Regions from separate parts of the Homo sapiens genome. Here region 1 is linked to region 2. A link is a contact called in ENCODE Hi-C or POLR2A ChIA-PET data. All regions are on one chromosome and are shown on one strand. Each heading gives the region's core, a stretch centred on a gene start or an enhancer-like site at or near the end of the contact. The rest is flanking DNA. Distances are from core to core; before and after follow the strand shown.

What was found. Hi-C counts contacts between places; a loop is a spot of excess contacts on that map. ChIA-PET counts read pairs that join two places held with the same protein, here RNA polymerase II (POLR2A). Pooled maps may share reads with other maps.
Region 1: a pooled map shows a loop between it and region 2 (2.2-fold over the local background). The contact joins the enhancer-like site here to the promoter of MED21 in region 2. A Hi-C loop is called at or near these places in 1 of 168 maps with a recorded cell type or tissue (PC-9) and 2 of 50 pooled maps. POLR2A ChIA-PET finds 5 or more read pairs at or near these places in 7 of 52 experiments (GM10248, GM12878, H1 and 4 more).

Annotation. Positions count from the first base shown.
Region 1 is chr12:27,063,289-27,068,476 of GRCh38, reverse strand. No RefSeq gene overlaps it. Among named protein-coding and RNA genes, the nearest start is that of C12orf71, 17 kb to the left of the region's middle. Within about 2 kb of position 3,781, at least 2 of the 41 ENCODE cell types and tissues checked have a DNase peak (open chromatin) inside an H3K27ac peak, as active enhancers do.
Region 2 is chr12:27,019,113-27,024,448 of GRCh38, reverse strand. MED21 (mediator complex subunit 21) reads right to left here and starts at 1,891. Exons shown (of 4, transcript NM_004264.5): 1 at 1,828-1,891. The coding sequence starts at 1,869. RefSeq lists an enhancer at 1,570-1,859.

The DNA.
Region 1 (5,188 bases), core at 2,532-5,031, 42 kb before region 2:
CAGATTTTGGGGGCATCTTAGAGGTGGAGATTTTACCACCCCATTTTACAGATGTGGAAGCTGACCCAGAAAGGTCATGAGACAAGAAAGTGGTGGAATTGTGATCTGAATGCAGAAAGGTCTTAAGGCAAAGCCCACATGCTCACATCCCATATTTGTTTGGGAAAATACATTTTTTCCTAGTTCTATACTTTAAGTTCATTCTTGGCTCAAGATTCATACTTTTAGGGACTGGTTTTTCAAAGCTTCCTTAAAACAAGTTAGGCTTAATGAATTTGTTCAGAAAATTCTTTGAGAGCTCCTTCTGAGTTCAGGCCTGCCTCAATTTTTCTTTCTCTATTCGTCTCCCTAGACACATCGGGTCTCACAAGCTGAGTCTTCCCTGGGGCTCTTACTTTTCCAGGTTCTTGATCTGATTGGTAAGATATCCTGACAGTTTCTATGGGAATCCAGACACATCTCTCTTCTGGATCTATTTCCCCTTCCCCTACATAGTCCCTTCCTGTACCATGCAATCAAAACCCTTCTCTGCCAGGACAATAAGCCTCACCACACCACTCACATATCAGAGAGGGCTTCCACCTGGCCACACCCCACAAGAGTAATCTACAAAAACATCTTCATCTGATCCTGTTGAGTAAGCACCTTGGAACATCACATTGAAGCAGACAAATCACTTGGCTACCTAAAGTTCAACATCAATCCAAAGTGCCACCGAATCAAAATGACTTTAGTCCCTGAACAAACAAAATACGATCATAATGAAAAGATATGCACAACACATTCATAGGAGCACTATTAGTAATATGCCCAAGCAAGAGACTACGTAAATGTCCAGCAACTGTAAAATCGCTATACAATTGAATAGCATTAGAGCAAAGAGAATGCAAAAAAAGTATTGTATACAATATTGTAGATCTCACAAACATAATAAGTAAAACAAGCTAGACACAAAAGAATATTCACTGTATGATTCTATTCATAAAAACAAACTAAACAAAGGCATCACAAGGCAGCATACCGGTTGCTCCTGGAGCATGAGGGGAGGAGGGCTCTGGGGTGCTGGTAATTTTCTACTAATCAAGGTGCTGATTGCAGAAGTGTGTCCATTTTGTAACAACTATTCCATCAAGCTATCCACTTAGCGATGTGTGCACTTTCCTCCATGCATAAGGTCCCTCAGCAAAGAGCTGACTGAGAGACTCTTGAGAGCATCTGGTCCATGCCCCTTGGTTGGCATAAGATCAACTGTTTCCCATGGATGTTAGATAGCTCATGGACACAGAGGAAATTCATTAAAGGACTGGAAGGAACTGGACATCAGATCTCTTAGCTCCCCACACAGGTACCAAAGCTGTGTGACAGGATGTTTCTCTAACTTCCTTGCTTTCTGTGACTCCAGACAAAGTTTAGAAGGATGAGGATCACATTCCTCTTATGAACACAATCCAGGAGGTTCCAATCTCTTATTTACATCCATGCCAGGAAGAGCATCTAAACACGTTTAAGGATATGGCAAATCAGAGAAAGTCAGACAGTTCACATTCACTGGCTAGGTGACCGTCAGCACGCTCCTTACCTCTCTCGTATCCTCATCCAGACCACGGAAGTGTTAACTGTTACCCTGCAAGGGTGCCTTGAAGATAAGGTAATAAGTAGTGTCAGGGCCATGCCTGGTACACGGCAAGCATTCAGAAACACTATTTGTAGAATGAACATGGAATCAAATTAATCAAATGCCTGTCACTTGGTAGAAGCTCAATAAATAGTAGTTATTATTACTGAGCAAGAGAAATAGGGAGAAAGTGGGTAAATATGCCTGTGAGAAACCAACACCTCATATTCTAAGCCTACTGGGTCATTAATGGGTCAACTAGCAATTCTCGCTGGTGTAGATAAGGCAGTGAAATGGTCTGTGAGGTGAAGAGTGATGAAGGACTTGAGAATAGGGCTGTGCTTTTTATTTTATGTTCTACCAAGTCTGTGTTTTCCTTCTCAGTGCCAAATGAAGATTTGCTCACTGTCTGCCACACCACGTCTAAATCCTACAGCCACCTATGTTATTCATACTACTCTTAGAATTTACAGGTTTTAAAAGGGCGAGCAGATACAAACACTCCTAGACTTAATGAGTAGACTCACTAGAGTCAAGTAACTTTACTCCTGGAAAAAAATTCACATACACTGAGAGGTAATTGCAGGCTTTAGAGAGGTCTGAAATGAACCATGGCCAGAAGTTACTTCACTTACATTTTTAAAAAGCAGGTTTAATACTGATTTTGTTTTCAGTTCTTCAAATCTTGGATGTATTTAGCAAGCTAATCCACACAAGTTCTTTTATACTAAAAAGAAACAAATACAAAAACAAGTTAAAACTGATTTCAAATTATAGCACACCAGAAAAAATAAAAGCACCAAATGGCTAATTATTATATTAACAAAGAACATCAAACTAGGTAACATGAGTGTAATTAAAAACAACAAAACATGTGTTAAGGACTGACTTCCATCCATCCTTTCTCTCCTATCCTCCTTCTTCCATTCTTCCCCATCTAGCACTCCACCCTTCTCTGCCTTCCTTCCTCAGTTACTGGACAACCTCAAATATTCCCTGATGACTGATTTTTTCTGCTGAAACCAAGTAGCGCATGGTAGGTACGCTATGAATGTTTGCTGAGTAAATGAATGAACCGTGGTTTTGCAATATTTTGTTGTTAAGATTTAAAAAATAAGAAATGCCCACAATTTATTATTTTGTTATCCAACAGGAACAAGTTGTAGACAATATGTAGAAATACATATATTGTTTCTGAATTGAGTTTCTGATTCTCTTATCTCTTTTAAATAAGTCATGCTTATGGGAAAATCCCCATTAGTATATATGGGCACATACATCTTCACCATGATACAGTAATAAAATATATTTTGGTACTAAAAGAATATTTAAGAAGAGTAAAATTTCCTTTTGAGATGCTCTCTCTTCAAATACCTCAGAACTACCTGCACCCAAAGGAGAAAGCAAGGTGTCTCCAAGTTAAATACAAGAGATATTGCCACATGTGTTTTACAAATGCATACAGAGTCAGGGCCAGTCCTAGACAAAATTATGACGTACGGATGTGGCTGTTTCCTTCCATTTGTCCTTTTGAGGATTCATTAACCCCGGATGTTTAATCAAGTAAGGAAGCAAAAGGATCAACTCCAAGGTTACAACAACTTAATGGATATCCTTCATGAGGATATTTTTATTTAAAAAAAAAAGCTTCACAAAAGGCAGTTGCTTAACAGTGAAATAAAATGCATTACTGACTATGGAACTTCAGGAATGAATGGGGGTGTGGATTTTCATCATGGAATTTCTCAACACCCCATTAAATCACATCAGGTAAGTATCTGTCCATTCTGCTTTCTCCTACCACTGGCTTCATATATGGCCCATATATACACACCAATCCCAGCAAGTTTTAAGCAATTTATTATATACAAACAGGCAAGCTCAATTTTAAGACTAGGGTGTGCTCTGAAAGTAAACAGTCATGTTAATGAGCAGTTTTCAAAGTGAGCTCCTAGGACTCCCACCCTAAGATGCTTCAGAGAGCAGAGGCAGAAGTGAGTGGATGTGCAGCCATGGGCACAGCGATTTCACTTTCATCTGTTTCAGACTTAGACCCAAGATTATTTGGGGAAGTGGTTCCTTAAGCTGCTTATGAAAGAGCTGAAACAATCGATGTAACCAAGTAACAATTAGATTAAAAGCTAGTGCAGAAAATCCCAGTCAGTCCACAACACAGCTGACTAACACCAAAATCCAACCACCACTTGTTATAGGGCCTTTATGGTAAAATACAAGTCCCAGCCTGAGCCCCAGGGCAGAGGTCAGCCCAGGTCTGAGCAGACAGGAGCTGGGCCTTCTCTTCTTCCCTACTCAGCCCCCTCATCTCCTGCCCTGGAACATCATGAACAGAAGGAAGGGCACTTACACTTCCATGAGGACTGAGTCAACAGTAAGAGGGCAAGATTACGGTGCAGGGGGCCTGTGGATGTTCACAAGATGGAGAAGCAGAGGTCTCCAGCAGAGAACAAGACATGGTGGGTTTCTGTAAGTCAGACACTTCCCAGGCCCTATCCCGATCCCTACAGCTTCTTTGCTGGGAATTCCACGTGCAAGGTTTACACACTTCACCTGGATCAGGGCTCTTGGCTAGGAATAAGAAAGGAGAAAATAGAACAGTTTAAAAGGAAGAAAAAAATACCTATGTTCTATGAAATCCAATTCAAAACAATATGTAAAATGAAAAAAAGGGGGAAGATTGGGGGAGCATTATGAGAAAATAAGCATTGCCTAAATGTGCTCCAGAGAAATTCACATTGACTAAGAAGCACTGAGTATATTCAATCCCTCCCTCAGCACAGAGCTCTAATTATTTGGCCCTGCCAGGACTGAATACAAAAAATATTTATAAACATGAACCATTATATTTTTTGAGTTTTCATCATACTAAAAAGTAAGTATAAGTAAAAGTAGCTGTACGTGATGGCCCACTAAGAACAAACGAAAGACTACTGTTGGAGTACAACCTTGGCAGGCTGAGGTGGGAGAATCACTTGAGCCTAGAGTTTGAGTCCAGCCCAGGCAACATAGCAAGAGCACACTTTGAAAGAAAAGATAGAAAGAAAAGAAAAGAAAAGAAAGAGGGAAGGAAGGATGGAAGGAAAAAGAAAGAAACATAAAGAATGAAAGAAAGAAAGAAAGAGGAGGGAAGGGAGGGAGAGAAGAAAAAGAAGAAGGAAGAAGTAGAAGGAGGAAGAAGAAGAAGGAAGAAGAAGAGGAAGAAGAAGAAAAAGAAGAAGCAGCAGAAGCAGCAGCAGGAGGAGGAGGAGGAAGAAGGAAGCAGAAGAAAAAGAAGGAAGAAGGAGAAGGAGAAGAGGAAGAAGAAAGAAGAATAAGAAGAGGAAGAAGAAGGAGGAGGAGGAAGGAAGAAGAGGAAGAAGGAAGAAGAAGAGGAGAAGGAAGAAGAAGAGGAAGAGGAAGAAGGAGGAGAAGGAGGAAGAGGAAGAAGAAGAGAAGGAGAAGAAAGAAGGGGGAAGAAGAAGGAGGAGGAGGAGGAAGAAGAAAGAAGAAGGAGAAAGAAGAAGAGAGAAGGAGAAGAAAGAAGAAGGAAGAGAAAGAAGAAAAGGAGAAAGAAGA
Region 2 (5,336 bases), core at 642-3,141:
ACACTTAGAGGCTGGTCCTCTCAGCTTAAAAACTAGTGTTATTCACCCAGGGTAGATCAGTTTTATCACAAGTAGATTCACACTCTTCAAGTGTACAAATTCTGATGTATTAAGAAAAATGCCAAGTTATTAGCTTACAGTGAGGAAAAAAAAAACTGGCAAGGAAACCAGGTACTTAGGTTTTCCTATCAGCATGTTTTCTCTCTAGCCCCTTATCTAGGACATTAAATCACAATCAGACAATGAGAAACATAACTATCAATGGAAAACTATTTAGCAGAAAACAATCTAACTCGTAATGGTAATAAGTACACCCATTGCCGCATGGGAATACCCACTGACGTCTTGGTCAACGGGATGCACATATTATGTCAGTCCCCTATGGTTATAATAAAGCTGAAAAATTCTTATTGCCTAGTGACATCGTAGCAGTACTAACGCTGTAGCGCAATGCGTTCCTTAGTGCTTGTGGTGATGCTGCTGTAAATCAACCTACCACACTGCCAGTGTATGAAAGCATAGCACATACAATTATGTGCAGTCCATGACACTTGATAATGATACTAAATGACTTTGTTACTGGTTTATGTATTACTGTTTTATCGTTATTTTACATTGTACTTCTACTTATTAAAACAAAAAAAAAAGTTATCGCCAAAACCATGCATTTCTCAGAACATGACCCCTTCATTAGGGGCCCATGACTGCGCATCCTCTGGCTTTGCTTCTACTTTCCACTCAGGCATAGTGTGGAGGAAAAATAACCAGAAGGAACAAAGCTGGGGAGCTACTTACTAGACTTGGCCTTTAATAGAGAGTAGAATTTGGGGGAGACATTAAAAAGGACTTGTAGGCCGGGCACGGTGGCTCACACCTGTAATCCCAGCACTATGGGAGGCCGAGGCGGGAGGATCGCTTGAGGCCGGGAGTTTGAGACCAGCCTGGACAACATGGTGAAACCCCGTCTCTACTAAAAATACAAACATTAGCCGGGCGTGGTGGAGGGCGCCTGTAATCCCAGCTACTTTGGCTCAGACAGGAGAATCGCTTGAACCCGGGAGGCGGAGGATGCAGTGAGCAGAGATCGCGCCACTGCACTCCAGCCTGGGCGAAAGGCACTGTCTCCAAAGTAAAAAAAAAAAAAAAAAGAAAAGAAAAAAGACTCAAATAAGCGGAAAGACATACGAGGATTAGAAGATTTCCTATCATAAAGATGTCCCCAAACTGATGTATTCTGAGGGATGGCCAAGAGGCAAGAGATGGAAGGATACTCTGGGCCCAAAGGAACGAGCTAAGATGAAAGAAAATCTCTCACCTCACCTCAGCATCGCTCCCGCACCAACCTGAAAGCGCTGGTGAAGGAATACTCTCGGCTGACATTTCATTACAAAAACCCAGTCATCCAGAGCATGAGATCTCCCTTGGTGGATTAAAATTGATGAGGAAAGAAAAAAGCTCCTGCTTCTCCTCCCAACCCCCAAAAGAAAGAGAACCCGTAAGCACCACTGACAAGAAAATAAAACTGTCCTCAGGGAACACGACAGGACCGCGCAGCCCACAAGTCCTGGCGGCCTCACCCGGACAAGAACGATCTTCCCGGTCTCCTCAAGCGAAAGAGTCTGCTCCCTCCCGCACCTTCAAGCACCGCCCGGCAGCCGGCCTCAAACCTCCGAGTTCGCGGTGGCGCCTCCCGAGAGAGCGCTTTATGCCGAAGCCCTGTCTCTCAGTCCGCTCCCCACTTTCAAGTTTTGCCTCTTGGGCCCCTTTCCTCCCTTGCTTTACCTCAAGAAAGAGAAAGACAGAGGCTAATCGAATGAAATTCCTCACCGAATTCACAGCGTCCTGAAGCTGCGTGAGCCGATCCGCCATGTTCCTACCGCAGCAAACAGACGCCAAAACAGCTGCTCTTCCGCGACTGGGCAGCTCTGGCACGCGTCATGGCCAATCACAGGGCTGCGTCCTTGGAACGGGTGGGGTCGGAGAGAACTCCCCGCCCCGTCAGGAGTGGGTGGTACTCCCGAGGCGGCCTTTCTAGAGCGGGCTACACCTGAGGAGAGGCTGGATCTTTTGAGTAACTGGGGGAATGGTCTGGGGTCCAATCGCTTTGAAATACAGTCCAAGAGCCGAAATACTCCCCTTGGGGTTGTTAGGTGTTAAAGGCTTCAGAGATTGTTGGATTCTGCGGGGATTTTTTTTTTTTAAGTAATTTCTCGTACCCTCTCGTGTTTATTTATTGACCAAATTGAAGAGTAAATATATTTATTTTTATTTATTTATTTATTTATTTATTTATTTATTTGAGACGGAGTCTCGTTCTGTCGCCCAGGCTGGAGTGCAGTGGTGCGATCTCGGCTCACTGCCAGCTCCGCCTCCCGGGTTCACGCCATTCTCCTGCCTCAGCCTCCGGAGTAGCTGGGACTACAGGCGTCCGCACCACGCCCGGCATTTTTTTTTTTTTTTTGTACTTTTAGTAGAGACGGGGTTTCACCATGTTAGCCAGGATGGTCTCGATCTCCCGACCTCGTGCTCCGCCCGCCTCGGCCTCTCAAAGTGCTGGGATTACAGGCGTGAGCCACCGTGCTCGGCCAAGAAAAATTAGCTGCACAATTTAGATTTAGAGTTGGGACTTATTGAGAGTTTAAGTGTGAAAAGTGATAATCGAAACTTGGTATTTAAGGAAATTTAGCCTGAGGATAGTCTGGTAAGAAATGAGTTTGGAATCGGCAAATAACAGGTTTGTAGACTTCAAAAAACTCTCATATCCTCTTTCTCAGGCTGATTATCCGTGATTACCTTCCTGTGGCTGCGGGGAAGGTGGAAGACACAGTCCCTGGGGAACTCAGCTTGTTGGATTTATCCCAACACTTACTGTGAAGCACCACTTCTGCTTCACACCAATGCCCCACCCTCAGCCCCAAACAGTCTACAGACTTACTGGAGCCTCATTAAGAACGTGGATGAGGCATGTTCCCCATAATGGGACTAATGAGAAATCACTCTGTAATTTGTTTTCACTGTAACTTGGGGGGATTCTACAACCTTCTCCTCCCACCCTCACTTGAGAGTGTACCTTACGGAATGGCTGCCACATGCCAGGAAGTATATCCAGTGCTCAATTTGCAAAGATGAATAAGCCAAGGACTCACTAAGGAAGGTTTTGCAGTTGTCCAAGATTAAGATGAGCTGGGCCTAGAATAGGGTGTTGACCCTGATAAGCGGGGAAAGAAAGACTAAAATATATTTTTGAGAAAAAAAATTAATATGGATTGGTGACTGATTGGATATAGTTTAGTCCACTCCATAAGAATACTAAGTTTTGCAGCCTGATTGAAGGGAACTTGGGCAGTTGAAGTAGAGAAGCCACTTCAAGACATTCATATTGTGACACAGTTTTTGTCCTGCCATTATCTTCCTAATAGGTCTTCTGTGCCTCCACAGAGACCTCAGGTTGATGTCCAACTATCTCTGCCTGGTTTTCAAGATTTACTATAATCTGGCTCCAGCAAACAGACCCAGCCTCACCTCCTGATAATTTTCTGAGTGAAATAATCTGTTTCAGCCAAGGTCCCTGACCCCTTGGTTTTCCTGGTTCTTCAGCCTCTTTCGGCCACGGATCTTTTTAAGAATCAGATAAAAGCTGTGGACCCTTTCCCCAGACCAGACTCTCAACTTAGCCTACATTTGAAAAGGGGTTTAGGAAGCTCTTGAAGCTGTAGACTTCAAGAATAACCCACCTGCCAAATATAGTCTGTGCATCTAGCTCAGGATTTCTCAATGGCTGCACTCTTGACTTTTCAGGCTAGATTATTCTTTGCTGTGGGATGCTGACCTGTGCACTGTAGGATGTTTAGAGCATCCCTGTCCCTTACCCCTGAGATGCCGGTAGCATCCCCCCAATCCATTTATGCCAACATAAAGTATCTCCAGATAGTCCCAAATGTTGCTGGGGGGCAAAATTGCCCCCAATTGAGAACCACTGGTCTAGCTCTTTCCTCATTCTTTACCTTTCCCAAAGCAATTTCTTTCCTGCTATTTAATCCTTACCCTACCTTTTTAAGCTGTACACTTCTCATATAAATTTTATGAATTGCTAGAGTCCATAGGGACCTCTCCTTTCTTCCTTTCATGATTTGGACACTTTCTCATATGCTTTTCCATTTGCTTCTGTTGCATCGCCAACTGGATTATATGGTTTTAGGAGCAGGAACCCAGTATTACAGATCTCATATTTTAAACACACAATTTTGGTGAGTACTTTCTTTGAAACTTTATATTATTAAAAGTTTCAAAGATATAGAAAAGTAGACAGTATAGTGAACCCTCGCATACCCTTTACAGCTTCAGCAGTGAGCCACTCAGTCAATCTTGTAAATGCTTTGGTTTTTATGACTGTAGCAACTATTTTTTAAGAAAAACACCTTTAGCAATTTTTAAATAACTTTAATACTCACAGTTGCAATTTATTAAATATCTAAACTGTTCTTAGTGCCGGGATGAATAACTATAAATAAGCATTTTTCTATACCACACTCTTTGAAATTCCCTAAACATGTTCTGCTGTTTTACAAAAATGCACACCATATAAAAACACCTATAATTATTTCTTCCTTGTATGAAATGCCTACACTTCCATCCACATCTCCACTTTGCTCCCTTGGTGATTGTCCACACAGTACTCAAACCTTATTTTATTATTTATTTATTTATTTGAGACAGAATCTCACTCTGTTACCCAGGCTGGAATGCAGTGGCACGATCTCAGCTCACTGCAACCTCTGCCCCCAGGGTTCTAGTGATTCTCCTACCTCAGCCTCCAGAGTAGCTGGGATTACAGGTGCCCGCCACCACACCTGGGTAAGTTTTTTGTATTTGTGTAGAGACGGGGTTTTGCTATGTTGGCCAGGCTGGTCTTGAACTCCTGACCTCAGGTGATCCACCCGCCTTGGCCTCCCAAAGTGCTAGAATTACAGGCGTCAGCCACTGTGCCCGGCCTATTATTATTTTTTTTACTTGCCACTATACTAGTGAACAAAATCTTATTTTAAACATCTCTTTATAAAAGCCTTTCCTGAATTCTGAAAGTTAAATGCTCCCAATCTTTAACACAATTGTTCCTTACACTTCTGTTATTGCACTTAGCATACTGTGCTGTAATTATTTGTACATCACGCTAATTCACCCACCAGTCCATGGGCTACTTGCAGGCAGAAAACATATTCTGTTTCCATATTTCCAGTACCTAGCACCTAACTTTTAGCCTGGCACATATTTATCAACCAAATGAATGAGTTTCCTAGCATAATAATTTCCATATAATAGCTACTAAACAAGCATTT